2 separate regions of the Homo sapiens genome follow, and region 2 is linked to region 1. The links are chromatin loops, found by intact Hi-C in ENCODE. Cell type or tissue: gastrocnemius medialis. All regions are shown on one strand.

Region 1 (8,000 bases):
GTGATCTATACCATTTTTAGGCTTGGTCCCTAGAGCTCTTCTATAAAATTTTTCATTCTCTCTCTTGTTCCCTGCTAATTGGGCAATACTACTAGGATGGCCTTGGAAGCCAAGATGAAAGAATTTTCATAATCCTGGGTCCCTGAATGACTGCATGGAGTCCCCCCTTCTCCTGCCAGTGGCAACTGAATGCAAATGAGTGAAAAAATAAATTCTATAATGCTAGGCCACTGAAATTTGATAGACTTTCTATTCATAGGAGCTACTATTGCCCTAACACATGCCTTTCCTTGAAATAAGTAATGGCCCCATTTTTGGCCACATACTTCTTAATGGCTTGTTTTATTCATTACACAAACATCTAGCTACTTATAAAGCCTAACTAAGTTCTTAGTCAAATCACTATGGCTTCTGGATGTGGCGTATAGGGGTAAGGATGCAGCAAGGAGGATAGGCCATACAGTTACATGTTTTCATGACAAATATCTCTGAACGCTGGACACAGTGAAATCTGAACTCATCATCTACAAGCATGCTCTTCTGGTTTATTTTTAATTTCAATAATTAGCATTACACTTATAATTACTCAGACCAGTTTCCTTCTTTCCCTACATTTTCTAATATAATTAGTCAGAGTCCTTTTGATTCTATATTTTCAACATTCCTCACATCTATCTCTTACCTTCTTCCCATTTTTACTCTCACTATTGTAGATCTGACCCTCATTATTTCTTATCTGTATTATTACCCTGGCCTTGTAACTCCTCAGTTTCTTCCAAAGTATTCTACATCTTACTGCCAGATTAATCTTTTCAAAGCTTGATTCTGATTATATCATTTCTCTATTAAAAAACCTTCAACAATTCTCCGTTAGCAGACACAAGTGTTCATATTACTTTGTGAGAAATTCAGGGTACTCCATGACCTGATTCCAAGCCAAATTTCCAGCCTATCACCCACTACTCTTCTTTATATGACTTGTATTCCATCCAGCCACACTGGATGGGTCACTGTTCCTTAAGCATGCATTATTTCCTAACTGTTTACCTTAGCTCTCTTTAAATGATTTCTCTCACTATTCAATTTCCTCTATGCCCATTGCTGCCTGTCAAAATGCTGCCTTCCTTCAGGGCTCGGATCAAATACCTCCATGAAATCTTTTCTGATCTCCTCAGCAAGAAGGAATGCCAATAACACTCTGCATATCCCTTCGTTTTGGCACTTGTGACATTTTACTTTGACGTGTAGAGGCAACAAATTCTAGTGCATTTGGTGTCGGCTAACTTTGCCCATTTATTTAAGATTTCTTTTTATACTTCCATTATTAAATCCTAATGGTACAAATTCACACTATCTATTTACACTTATGTAGTATTTCTCTCAGTGTTTCTAGTCTAGTCTAGCCAAAACTTTTATAAATTGTATCTTGAGTCTTTTGTTGAACAAAATTATTTGCTTACTTGTTTCAGAATGGAAATGTTCTGGAAATCTCCACATATAATTTTGTAGTACTATCAATTTGGGAATTTAGATCTCATCATTTTTTTAACCTCAAATAAAGCCAACACACACACACACACACACACACACACACACACACACACACACACACAAGAGAAAGGTGTTTTGCAAATCAGATTTCTTACAAAGTGATTCTTCTTCCTTTTGCTCTAAAGGCTCATCTAAGTGTGAGAAACCAGATGGTAAAGATCTAAGATGTATATGTGGTATACATATGGTTTATACTTTTTCATACAGCCTGACTTGCCTTTTGGTCAATTAAGATGATTGCCTAAGAGGACTGTTACTCTTCATTTCTCTCTTCTGTTCCTTTTTTTTTTTTTTTTTTTTTGAGACGGAGTCTCGCTCTGTCGTCCAGGCTGGAGTGCAGTGGCGGGATCTCGGCTCACTGCAAGCTCCGCCTCCCGGGTTCCCGCCATTCTCCTGCCTCAGCCTCCCAAGTAGCTGGGACTACAGGCTCCCGCCACTACGCCCGGCTAATTTTTTGTATTTTTAGTAGAGACGGGGTTTCACCGTTTTAGCCGGGATGGTCTCGATCTCCTGACCTCGTGATCCGCCCGCCTCGGCCTCCCAAAGTGCTGGGATTACAGGCGTGAGCCACCGCGCCCGGCCTCTTCTGTTCCTTTTAATGCCATTGGTCCAGTGCCCTGCCTCAGAACTATCTAGCAGTTAGGAAAGAAAACCACAGGGGAAGGGAATGACGAAAGATACGGAAATATTAAATAGACAACAGTTTAAAGCATGTGGACCACAATGAGAAGGTGTCACTCAGTATGAAGTGTTCATCTAGAAAAAAATCACTATTATCCATTTCTGTAATTATATCAATACAGAATAAAGTTAAGAGATTCAAGATCTTATGCCTGGCCTGTAGAAAGAACTGAAGGTGTACCCCTTCAGTGGGAAAAAAACTTGTTTAGGTTATTTCAGAGGCATCATAGGATTGAGGAGTGACATAATCCCTTTCTTGGAAGAGTCTGGCTGGATTTTGTGCCATTTTCGGAAAGTGTGGGTGATGCACCAAGAATGACAGACTGCTTGGAAAAAGAACTATGTGGAAACCTCCTAACCCCCTTGAGTTTTATCTGAGGAATATCAGGAGGGCAAAAAACCTCTAGGCATTAATGTACAAGTTCCTGTTAATCCTGATATTATAAAGTTGTGTGCCCGGAAAACTGAACAGCAAATTTTTCTGATCCCATGGGGACTGTGTACATTTAGATGGAATCTTAAATAGTCGCAAAGATTCCTATGTAGCATGTTCCATCTTGTCTCAAGTTGCAGGAGGGTATTTCATGGGAAGAAAAGGAATGATGCAAATGAAAGGATTGTAAGAAGCTGTGTTGAATCAAGGAGGCTATAGGGAGTTGTTCAAATAGAAATGAAGCATACTTTATTTTTGAAACTCTTTAATATTGTCATTGCCTCTGAGCACTCTAAGCTTGTGTAATTTGTGGCTGGAGGATGGGATCTGGTTTATAATTCCGTGTTCTCTGAGGTTTTGATGCTGATGGAGAAGGCAATGGCAGATTGAGTAATCTGGCAGATTGAGATTGTACCTTTATATTGAATTACTCAATCTCTCTCTCTCTGTCTCATTCATATTCTCTCTCTCTCTCTCATTTCTGACTTTCTGGGAGAGAGCATTCTGCTCCTTTTAAATAATCTTTCCCAATTCTGCTGGGCTGTCTTTCTTACTCTCCATATACCTTCTCTTCTTTCACTGCTATTGCTGGCAGCCAAGTTCATCTAAATAAAAGTAAACATGTTTCTGGCAAATTGACAAGTAGTAAATAAGATCAGCCTCTTCTCTTCAAAAGGCCAAACAAAGGTAAGTTGATTAGCTTAATTCAAGATAGAAGTTGAATTCTAGAAGAAAAACAAAAACAAAAACAAAATAAAAACCAGACTTTCAAAGAAACCCACTCTGTCCTACTGACCTGACCGAGGCTGCATGCCTAAAGCCCTTGTCTCCTGCAGGGTGGGGTTATGTTATATAATTCTACTTTCTCACTTTCTCACAGCTTCTTGCTGGTGACTTTTGAATGAACACACTAGAAATATTGGTCATCAAAGGAGCTGATAGAGAATGTTGATGATACCATCCTTGCTGAAAAAATATCTCAATGTGACACCTTCTGGACTTGTAGGCAGAAATGTATTTTGAATTCTAAGCAGTTCAAAATAATGACCTGGAGAAGGGGGTGGAATGAGGGCAAGAATGCTAATTTTAACTACTTTTAGGCTTTTGAATAAAACCTCTTTGTGATCAGTTTACTTTTTTAATCCTTTAAGGAGTCCTGGACCCCAGTGTCTGGTCTGGGGAGGCAGGGCTAAATGCAAACTCCTCTTAGCCCGGCGACACCTACATGGTTAACTAGAAGCACACATGGGTCCAGTTATTCTAATTAAAAACAAACCTTAATGAAAAGATATCTGCATCGTGTCCCAATACCTCCATGTCCAACAAGTTATCAGCGGGATGTGTGGAATGAAAAGGTCTTCCAGCAGCCCGGGCTCATCACTGCCTGGTGATTTAATTCAAGAGCCCAGATCATAAATTGGACTTGACGTCAAACAGCAGCCAAGGCTGAGAATCCGCCTGGCCTGGGTGTGCTGGGCTTGCTGTGGGCTGACTAACCAGCAGGCATGCTGTCACGTCTGGGTCATCTGCTGTCAGCGGACGGTTCCCTGTGGGAGGTCCAGGTTGCGAGCACTGCTGTAGTCTAGACAGGAGGTGACAAACATGTTGACCTTTGGGACAAGATTGATCTCTTTGTTTTTTGACAGGAGACCTTTCCAGAGTGGAATCTCAGGAGGAAGAGTCTAGAAGTTTCATCATTTGTGAACGGAATCAAACCTATGTGTCTGCTCCACCCAGACTGGAATGCCAGTTTCTTGAGTTTGATATTTTAGAGTTAAGGAGTGATGTTTATTTACTTTATCAGTTTTCCTGAAATATTTGGACTCCAGGATGGGGGAGGGTGGCAGGAGGGGGGAGGGAGGAAGGAAAAGGGGGAAAATAACTTACTTTAATGGTGTGTCAACTCTGAAACCAACTCTAGGAAAGTTGCTTTTCCACATACTACTTCATTTAAACCTCATACAATGTTAGGAGGTTTGCATCATCACCCTCATGTTAAAGAGGCAAATTAAGAGGCTTAGAGCTGATCAGACCTTCCCCAAGGCCACACAGCAAATAGTTGCTAAAGTCCAGATCTGAGCCTTGGTTGATTTCAATATTATGCCACAATGCCTTCCCAGGGTGTGTTATTTCTGATACAGTGACAATGATTTCAGCTCTTCCTGCCACTTGGGGGGTTATAAAAATGTCAAAATAATTTTTAAAATAGACCTTTGCTTCCCCTCAAATCATGTAACTTTAAGTAAAATGAAACTAGTCTCCTCACTTTGTAGCTATGGTAGTAGTCATCTGGTTACCCCAAAAGAAAATGGAGATTGTTTTGTGAAGGAGGTGAAGTAGGAATTGATGTAGACCAATGTGTCCTAAAGTATATTCCATGGGACGTTAGCCCATGGAATGGCTAAGGGTTGGGAAACTTGGCATAAAATACCCATTTTGTGGACAGTCACATGATTGGATTTGCATTTTGTTGAAATCCAAAAATCCAAGTTTCTCAAACTTATGAATTATGCAATCTTTCCTCCCTGGAAAACTGATCAACATCACATGGGTCTAAAATTTTGTGGATTATATTTTGTAAACACTTGTTTAAGGTTTTTTTTTTTTGTTTTTTGTTTTTTTTTTTTTGTTTTCTTTTCTTTTCTTTTCTTTTTGTGAGACAGTCTCACTCTGTTGTCTGGGCTGGAGTACAGTGGCGCCATCTCAGCTCACTGCAACCTGTGCCTCCTGGGTTCAAGCAATTCTCCTGCCTCAGCCTCCCAAGTAGCTGGGATTACAGGCATGCATCACTACAGTGGCCAATTTTTGTATTTCAGTAGAAATGGGTTTCACCATGTTGCCAGGCTGGTCTTGAACTCCTGACCTCAGGTGATCCACCCACTTTGGCCTCCCAAAGGGCTGGGATTAGAGGCATGAGCCACTGTGCTCTACCTTGTTTCAGTTTTAATGGTAGTAATGTTTCCCTGGATCTAGACTCAGAAGCTTTATTAACTTCATCCAGTCAACAAGAACAGGATCTATTATCCAGGTTTTTAGCTACTTGCTGTGGCCCAGGCTCTGACCTATTTAGAAATACAAGGATGATCTCAAACAGCTTGAGAATGACTTGAATCCTGTTTTGAAGATGTTGAAGATATTTTAAATCTGAAAGAAATATACAAAGCTGGATATATAGTTTTCTAAATTGTATAGCATGTGTTTCCTTATACCCATAAATCTAAAACTTTTTCATAGACCATCTTTCAGTAATGTGTGATTATCAAGCACAAATGTTCTAAATCTAGAGGCCGTGGAACTTCTGCAGATAAGAAAAACAACAAAACCTAAACTAAACAACATAAACCTAAACTAAAATGCTCTTGAGCCATCAGGCAAAATGGGACTTTTCTCTTTTTGTCTTTCTTTTCCTTATCCCCCTTGGCTTTCCATTCTTCCTCCACCTTCTTTCTCCCTTCTACACCTTGTCTTCACATCTGACCTCATCTATATCTGTCTTCATCTGAACACTTTGTCACTATGGGAATAGATGTGATAATCATGCATACATAGACAATTCCATATCCAAAAGTCATCAACTATCTTCAAGCTGACTTCATGTACCTATAACTGACTGATCATTTTGAAAAGAGATTTCCATTGAGATCAACCAGGGTTTGGGGATTGCTAAAAACCATCCCGGCTGGAAATAAGTGTCAGCCACTACCTCATTGTATGGGCTAGCAAATAAGATTAGGCCATTATTCCAGTTATTTGTTTTGGACTTCTTCCTGTTTCTAATAGTGCACTAGAGATGCCTTTTATTTGATTTTTTAAAATAATTATATTTAGCTGGGAGTGGTGGCTCACACTTGTAATTCCAGCACTTTGGGAGGCCAAGGCGGGTGGATCATGAGGTCAAGAGGTCAAGACCAGCCTGACTAACATGGTGAAACCCCGTCTCTACTAAAAATACAAAAATTACCTGGGCGTGGTGGCACACACCTGTAATCCCAGCTACTCAGGAGGCTGAGGCAGGAGAATCACTTGAACAAGGGAGGTGGTTGCAGTGAGTGGAGATCGCACCACTGCACTCCAGCCTGGGCAATACAGCAAGACTCTGTCTCAAAAAAAAATTATATATATAAATATATATAAATATAAATATATAAATATTTATATAAATATAAATAAATAAATATATATATAAAAATATAAATATATATAAAGATTTCAAAGCCCAGGGAAATATATAAGCATATATGCTACTTCAGTTGCCTCAGGTTATTTACTGATTTATTTTACAATAATAAAACATTTCACATGCACTGCCTGTTTAAAGGGGGACAATATGTGGTCCAAGGATTTTCTTTATATTTATTAGGAGGCTAAAATTTTATTTGCCCTGATAAACAGAAAATCAAATATCCCAGATCTTCAATTCAGTACTTAAAAGAGTAAGTCCCTCCAGAAGGACTATGAGACAGCTGGATTTCTCCAGTGGGGAAGCTTTATGTATATGTAACCCAGGCATAACTTGGCATTTCAGTAAGCTTGGCTGAAGACTCCAATTTGAAAATGTTCTACAGCCACAACCAGTAACATACTCTCTAAAATAAAAAAGGAAACAAATTACCTACCTCTTGACTCCTTTACCACTTAGAAAATAACTTGTCTACCAAGGAGGGGAAAAAGAAGTCTTGAAATAAGATTTAGAAGCCTGAAGAGTATAGACCCTTCATCTACAAGGATTTTTGTTTTCAGACCACTTTTAAGTTGGTTGCTTGGTTTGCATTATCAAAGCAGAACACCTTACAGTCAAGAAACAAAAGCTAGGTTCTTCTTTCCCCCCAATTTTTTCCTTTACAGCAGGTTTTCTTTCTTGTGTCATAAGGAGTTTGTTTACACAGGAATTCAAATTACTATTAAAGGAGGTAATCAGCACAGTGACAAATAAAAGTTAAAAAGATGTTTGTCTTCTATGATAAAGCTCAAATAATCCCAGACTTCAAACAATCAAGGTAACATACATATTTCTGTTTTTATTACATTAAAAAGTAGAAAAAAATGATGTCCCCCAGAATAGTTTAATGGATTTTCTAAAAAGTTCTTTCTTCAGAGTGAAGCAAATTCAGCTCAAATTGTTTTTCAAACTGGGGTAGGTGGACGAAATGCTGGAGCCGAAGCAAAATGAAAATACCATAAAGATAGTTCTTAAGTGCAGACTGCCTGGGTCCAAATCTGAGCCTTGCCATCTACTAGCTATATAACTTAGACCAAGTCACTTAACTTCTTCCAGCTCAGTTTTCTCCTTTGTGAAATAGACTAATAAAAACACCCATCTCATACAGTTTAGTGG
Region 2 (8,000 bases), 73 kb after region 1:
CAAAACTCCATCTCAAAATAATAATAATAATAATAATAATAATAATAATAATAATAATGTGGGCCCTAAGCAAGTGCAAAGCCATAAGGGTTGGAGGCTGGGGAACTGCCAGGATGGCCTAGCTGTATTGGATTATCCCACTGGTATCATAATAGACACCTGAGGAGCGATAGATGCTAACACTGAGGGCTTCACACTGCAGCATGGCTTTGCAACTCAGCAGGTCAGCACTGAAGGCTTAGCACCACTGGCATCCTGTGAAAGCAGGCCTGAAGTGGTAATGGAATGGCTACATAGTTCAAAAGAAAGGTAACTGTGTTTAAAGAGAAGGTAAAGAAACCTGTCTGAGTTGTAGCTGTCAATGTACATGGAAGAATATGACAGATGCCCAATTTCACTGCATACTAAACCAGAAAGGAAGGAAGAGACACAGTGATTACTTCTGGAAATGTACATGTTATTTATTTACCATGGATTCATCATGATAGTGCATTGTGTGGCTACAGAATGCTTCTTAATGAAAATCCTCATGAGTAGATGGATGCCCTCTTTTATAATTTAATACATGGCTCTTCTGTGAATACAGATTTAGTAAATGATGTCAGGAACAGAACAAGAAGATTTTATTTATAGCTATACGTCCATATCCAGGTACTTGTAATATGATTTTTCTTTTTCTTTCCTCTCCCTCCTTCCCATCCTCCCTCCTTCTCTTCTCTGCTGCTACTGAAAACAGCCCAGCATTAGATAACTCCCTTGATTCTTTTTTAGGGATGAAGCAGTCATTTTCAGTCAACAATTCAGCTTATCAGGAGAAAATGACACAGAGTGGGGAGTAAACAAGAAAATAACCAGGGGCCTACTTTGAAGTTCCTTATTGAAAAGCAGGCAAGTCTTCCTCCTTCCTCTTACAAAGAGAACTCCCTCACAGGCATCTTCCCTCTCTGCCTGGGAGATATCCCTTCCCTACTACTTGTCTGCATGCTCCAAAAAGAATTTTGACTGTCTTCTCACCCAAGCACACTTTTTTATTTAACAACAACAAAAAAAATCCCCCAGCTATAAAATGACAACTGAGCGCACACATGCAGAGCTACCAGGAAATCACAGTTCTTGCCAGCTTGGATGGCCCAGCCTAGACTATTTGCACTGAGGCTGAGGGTGTATAAACCACTGCTTTGTTGGACTCTCAGGGTGAGAGGAAATTTCTTAACCAAGAGCTCCGCATGGAAAACATTGTTTCTGTAACAGCCTGAGGTCAAACTCTGGGGATAGCTAGCAAGAATTCCATTGGCAGTGTTCAGTTGTCTTGAGGTTATGAAGGGAGAAAGGAATCCCTTTCCCTCTCACCACCTCCAAGATTCAGTGGGGCCTGGATTCTGAAGAACTCTGTCTGCCTCAGCCATTTTTGAAGTGTTCTTAAAAGCAGAGGTATGAATTGCAGCTGAGGTTGTCTTTGTGGTGAAAAAACTCTTAGGCTTGAGGAAGCACTGCCTTTTTATCAGAAATACCCACCAGGTAGGAAAAGATAGAGATTAGAGGCACTGAGGAGTTGCAGACCTCCAAGATCTTGCTTATGTGCTTAGAAAATGATACAGCATTATCATGTATTATGTTTTGCAAAGGCTGTTATTTTCAAGGAACTGGTCCCACTAGGATATTCTTAGAACATTTTGAAGTAACATCCTTAGGAGATCGTAGTCATAGGCACTATTCAATCACAAAGGAGACTTTTAAGCCAACTGTTTTCAAATCTTATTTTAAAAAGTTTAAAGAAACAACTTTCAATAAGTTTGGAGATGAGAAAATCCAAATGCAAGGAACTGGGGTGGTGGGAGCCGGGGACAGGGGAGGATGGAGCAATCACTTGGGAGTGAAGGTTAATAGCCACCTGAAAAATCTCTGACTCAGCAAACTTCTTAATTGTTTTCCCTCTAAACTTTCTACCTTCTAACATCCATTTCTAGGACATGAATAGATGGAAGAGGAAAAAGGCCTACCGGAGGTGTCTGGGACTTCTGCATGTGTTATCTCTGTGGCTGGTTTTTGTACCTGCCTCAAAAGCAGATGGATGATCAGGGACTGTGGCTTGCATCTGTAATCCTAGCACTTGGGGAGGCTGAGGCCAGAGGATAGCTTGAGGTCAGGAGTTTGAGACCAGCTTGGGCAACATAGCAAGACCTGTCTCTACAAAAAATAAAAAAGATTAGCTGGGTGTGGTGGCGTGTGCTTGTGGCTCCAGCTACTCAGAAGGCTGAGGCAGGAAGATCACTTGAGCTCAGGATTTTAAAGCTGCAGTGAGTGATGATTTCAGTACTGTACTCCAGTGGATGGCAGAGTGAGACCCTGTCTCTGAAATTAAATAAAAATGAAAATAAATTTTAAAAAGCAGATCAATATGAGATGATCAAGGTCCTCTGAATGGCAGAAGGCAGGGCCATGCTTACCTTGGAGCTCCTAGGATATTGACTGGTGCAAGGTGGGTGCTCAAATAATACCTGATAAATACGAGAAGAGTGGAGGGGAAAGAGGGAGGGAAGCAGAGAGAGAGAGAGAGAGAGACAGTACAAGACAGAAGGGGGAGGGAGGTCCCTCAAGTGTGTACTCTGAAACCTACCTGACTTAATGACTTGATTGTACTGAATTATCGCCTTGAGGAATCAAAGAAATGAACAGGAACTTAAAAATATTTTTTAACCCTAATTCAGCCTCCATTTACATTTTGGACTTACCCAATACAAGGATCTTTAAAGTTCAATTTGTGAAAACACCTGGTTTTTAGTATCTACTATCTTCCTTCATTTATTCTCTGGCATACAGCCAGTCACGCCCACCTGCGATGAGCTTCAAATTTGGAAGAAGAGGAAAGAGTGCATTCTTAGAATGAGGTGACCAGAGGTGCTGGGTTTGAGATATGCCTTGGGGGCCTCTACGTAGCCGTCATCTTTCTTATTCCATCATGCTTTAGTCCTCATTTGGGGTCAAACACCAGAGCATAACCTATTGTAACAACTGAGCACATATGTAGGGAAGTGATAGACATCTATCTAGACTTCCTCAAAAATAATCAAGAACTGTCCCAAGCTGGGGACATAAGTACGTGGGAGGGATGGGATCAAGGATACAATCAAGTGTGGGAGGATGGTTTAATCTCTTATGCTATATGGATTTTCATGTGATTAGTACCACCCGGTAGTAGTTTTCAAATGCCTTGCAGTACCTGGATTACAAAGATCAGGAAGTGACATTTTCTACTCTTGACTTTTAGTGATTATGCTTTTGTGAATTACTCCATGTTCTTAGGTACGAAATAGATATGATCTTGCAGTAGGATTTTATTGTGCCTCTTTTTTGGAAGGAGAGAGCTAGGGGACTCATTGCGTCAGGAATCAATAGTGAGTCGACACCTTTTCGGGCTTCCTGTTGTTAGAGGTGGGGCTGCAGAGGGATAGAGAGTGCACAGAGGTGTGTAGCCCTCTAGGTGTGCCTGCTCCAAATGAGGCCGGTGGGCCTGCAATTTTGTGAAAAGTTTGCTGAAAACGTTCTGGGAGGCAAGAATATTCCTTTCCCAAATACCTCTCATCACAGCAGGAGGTAAAACAAGACACCCCAGGAGGTAAAACAAGACACCCCAGAATTAACCTGAATTGAAGGGGAAAAAGATCCTTGAAAAAGCAGTATTGCAAAGCAATATGACATTAATCATGCTTCCCGACTTTTGATTTGCTACAGTCTAGATCATGTTTCTGACTTTGAAGAGTCTCCAGTTCTGATCATTTGAAGAGGATTTTAGGCTCTGGCAATGAGCCATATGAAAAAAAAAATGCCCACCAGATGTATCACTCTGGCTTCATTTTTTGTTCTCTCTTTGCTTCAGGCACACTGAACTTTTCTAGGACCTGAAGTTGCCTCACTATCCCTGCTGTATCAAGCACTTATGCCTCACTGGTGCCTCACCTCCTCGTTGGCTAATTTCAATGCATTCTGTGGTCACTGAGAAGCCTTTTCTAACCCCCAAGGCTGGGCTAAGATCCCTGCTCTGAGCCCCACATCATCCTGTGTTCCCTCAGGCCCAGGGATTAACCCGTTGCATTGGCAAGGTTTGTTTACTTGTCTGTGTCCCACTAGACAATGGGAAAGTTATATTTAAGTTTTCTGTGCCCCAATGCCCTCGTCTGTAAAACGGGAGCTTTAGGTATACCAATCATGGGATATGTGAAGATTAACTGAGTTAAAGTATGTGAAGCAAGAGAGGATCTCTGGCATATACTAAATGCTGACAATTGTGAGCTATTATTTTTATACTTGAGGGCAGGACCCATATCTGTCATTTTTATGTCCCTACAGCTTGCCTCAGGGCCAGTGCAGAGTAAGCTGCCAAAACTACTTATTAAATACATTGGAGACACTCAAGAGCTCTGTAAAGACTGAGTCACAGTTTTAGGAACATTGATGTCTTTGGCAAGATTCCTGTGCCTTTGTAAATGTCCAGACTCACTCCAGCTGCCTCTCTGATATGTGGAGGCAGCAATGTCTTTGACCTCAGCACAGGTGCAACTGGGTGGCCCCATGAGAATGACAGAGCCTCTCTTCTCTCAGTAGTCAGGATTCTGCTGACCTGCTTACAGGGCACTAAATACCTGAGGAGGCAGGAGCTTGGGGGAAAGCTGAGAGGTATCTATCCCCATCTACCTACTGAGAGGATTTTAAGAAACACAGATAAATGCAAGAGACAACACGGTCATATAATGGGAAAAGAGCGTGGCTTGGAGGTGGACACACTTTGTTTTGCATTCCAGCTCTGCAGTGTAACCAGATGTGGTTTAGTTATTAACCTCTCTCATCCCTGGTGTCTTCATCCATAAAATGGGAATTGTGGGCTGTGGAATTAGTAGGACTGGAGTTAGAAAGCCAGTTTTGCTATTTACTAGTTGTGTGACATTGAAGCAGTTACATAACCTCTTTAAGCCCCAGTTTTACTAATTAATAAAATGTACTTAATAATCATATCAGATAACAGGTTGTTATGAGATTAAATAAAATAACATACATAAAAAAGTTAGCTTAGGAAAAGTATGCAATAGTGAAAGCCTCGACTGTCTGCAGTGGTGCTGTAAATTATTTCTTGAAATATAGCAATTGAACGTGATAAAAAGAATTCTGATGTGTTGGGCAGAAGCTTACAAAGATGTCTTCCAAATCGCAAACAACATGCATTCCTCTCAGGAGACAATTTTATTACAAAGAATGGCAACCCAACTGGAGGCACAGACATCTAATTTGTTTTAACTCTCCGTAGCATTCAGAATCATTTGTAATATTCCATTTGCCCTGGTTGCTTTTAGCAAGAAGTGTTTTATCACATAGAGAAACACATCAGTGACCATCTCCTCCTTAATAAACCATGTCTTTAGACACAGCATTGTGCAATATGATTACAAGCCATTATGGGATGTTCCTCTTACTACCAAGAGCAATGGAGCAAGTGATGTTAATATTATTGAGACTTTGCCTGGCTCAGCTGGATTCCACTAATACTTCCTTTTAGAAAGCAGTACCCAAAAATGGCTGATGAATCTGATTGCCAGCCCAGCTCGACAATCTTCAGACTACATTTTTGCATGTTTCATGCTTTGGAACAGAACACTCTTAAATTGTTCTGTTTTTAACTGCTGAATTGCATTTCATCTTGAGATCACACTAAGGGGGGAAAATCTTAACAACTTTAGCAAAATTTTTGGTTTAGCTGTTTCACATTCCTCTGCTTTACAATGAAAGTATCTCTTTATGCTTCTTGGCATCTGGGAGTAGAATATTGTGTATTTAACAGAGTCTTGGGTGACAGTGGTGTGGTGCTGTTGAGTAATTTATTGGCAGGTCTTCTGCAGTGGATCCCTCAATACAAGCATGTGGCCCAATTTCCAATTACAGTGTTTCCATTAGAAATATCTTCAGGACATAGTGTCTAAGACAGAGGGAAAAGAGTAAGGACACATCTGCCTTAGAGCCCTGAGGACAAAGAACGGAATGTAAAATGGGCCACACTGCACTTGTTGGTCCCCATCCTATTGTGATATTCTTGTATTTAACTTCTGCTGCTCCAGGCTGAGCCTTTACGAAGTTTCTAAAAAGTGTCCTGTTTCCATGTCAGTGATGGCCTAGAGGCAAAAAGGAAGTCCAGAATAAAACCACTATCTGAGAACTCTTTTGTTCAAATATTTCTTGTGCAAACACAATGTGCAAGGCCAATGCCAGGCCCCAAGTATTCAATGTAGGACTCCTGGGCTTTGAGGACCTTAGAGGGGGAGACACACACATGCAATTAGAATATGCGGTGAGGTATATCAGAGGAGCTAATGAAGAGCTTGAGATGCACAGGATGGAGAGTAACTGTGCCGGGAAAACTGGGGAAGCTGTAATTGAGGACACAGCATTTGGGATATGCCTCAAAGGATGTCCCATGCCTCCAAGAGTGTCCAAAAGTGACCAAAAGGCTCTTCTGTCAGATAGAAACACAAACAGTAATAACAGCATACTTTTGCAAAATGCATCTTAGGTTTATGAAGTAGACAAGGCAGTTGGTATTTCCTCCAATGTATAGCAGAAGTAACGATGTCTGAAGAGCAAGAATCATTTACCCAAGTTACCATTGGCAAGCAAGGATAAAGCCGGGACAAGGAAATAGGTCAGGATCCAAATTCGGGTTTCCTTAATGGCTTCTTGGTCAGCATGCTTTCACACTCAGCACCTGTGAGAGGAGAAGGTCCATGTGCATCAGCAGCTCTGATTGCTGTGCAACCCCTCCTGAAGTGCTTTGGGTAATAGTGCATTTTGCCAGCTGCCTAGATTGGGCCAGCCCGGGCCACAGTCCTGTGCATTTGGGAACCCATGATGGGGAGAAGGGCTAAGGCAGGAGCAATGTCCCAACAGTTACCCAGCTCCCTGCACTTTCCCATCAGAGCCTCTAGGTGAGATTGTCATCAGGGACACCTGCCAGCAGCCAGACCCCAGGGTGGGGTGAACGTCCTTATCACCAGGGTGCTTTGTCTCTGTATGGGTTGTTTTATGAGCCTTATTACAACAGCTCTGTGATAGTGGTATGACAGATAGGATTTTCTTAGTGGAGACAAGGATACTGAAGTGCAGAGAGGTTAGATAACTTGCCTACATGACAAATAAATCAGAAAACTGGGGCTGAAATTCAGATATACTTTTAGTCCCACTGGCTCTCAGTCTGCTGAGGAATTTGGTGTCTCTTCATCATGGTTCCTAGAATTCTTTTGATAGGAAACAATGCCTTTACCCTCTAATTGAGCCATGGTTTCAAATGAAGTATTAGTCTGCCTTCAATTCTTGCCAAATCATAAGTCATCTATATTAGGTCTATCCCTGATAGCAATTTTTGATGAGTGGGAAGGGCTGTGGGAGGGAATACTGAGATATTAATATTCTTCAGGGATGGAAGGAGAGAGAGGGAGGAAAATGCCCTCTTCTGCCAAAGTGGGTGTGTGAAAACAAGAACCGAATACCGAGCACCCTCACCTGTGACCCCAACTTCCCCATAGTCCCCCTGTTCTATGTACATATATTCTACATCAAACCCCTTTTCCTCAGACATGACACTGCTTCTCCACTTTGAAGCTTGGCTCATGCTGTTTCATTCAGCATTTTTGCTTGCAAACATGATACCATTTTCCTATGGTCATTTCAAGTTTTTGTTTTGATGCTCCTGCCTGGATTCATTCTCTTGTTTCATACAAAAGGTCTGAGCACTTTTGAGGTTTCTTGGCACTTACTGTGTTGTACCTTGAGCTAGAGTTGAGTTGTGTTCTTGGCTAATTCCTCCCACTGAGTGCAGAGGGCAAGACCGATGTCTTAGTCATCTTAGTAGATAGTAGATATATAGAGATATCGATGTAGATGTATACTTACATCAAGAGTATAGTAGGCACATGATCACAGAACAGGGACCATCTAAGTTTTTGAATATAATTTATGAT

Evidence for each region. Hi-C counts contacts between places; a loop is a spot of excess contacts. Peaks named below come from ENCODE experiments on the same cell type or tissue, not always from the same donor. Only the 100,000 strongest peaks of a DNase experiment are listed, where the experiment ranks them.
Region 2: a loop joins it to region 1, with 7 times the contacts of the local background. A loop is called at or near these places in 3 of 110 quality-filtered maps.

The regions. Positions count from the first base shown.
Region 1 is chr9:75,374,061-75,382,060 of GRCh38, forward strand. No RefSeq gene overlaps it. Among named protein-coding and RNA genes, the nearest start is that of OSTF1, 290 kb to the left of the region's middle. In gastrocnemius medialis, no CTCF peak of the experiment used is centred here; a DNase peak (open chromatin) is centred at 4,111.
Region 2 is chr9:75,447,241-75,455,240 of GRCh38, forward strand. No RefSeq gene overlaps it. Among named protein-coding and RNA genes, the nearest start is that of OSTF1, 360 kb to the left of the region's middle. In gastrocnemius medialis, no CTCF peak of the experiment used is centred here; DNase peaks (open chromatin) are centred at 4,401 and 5,524; H3K27ac peaks cover 5,128 bases.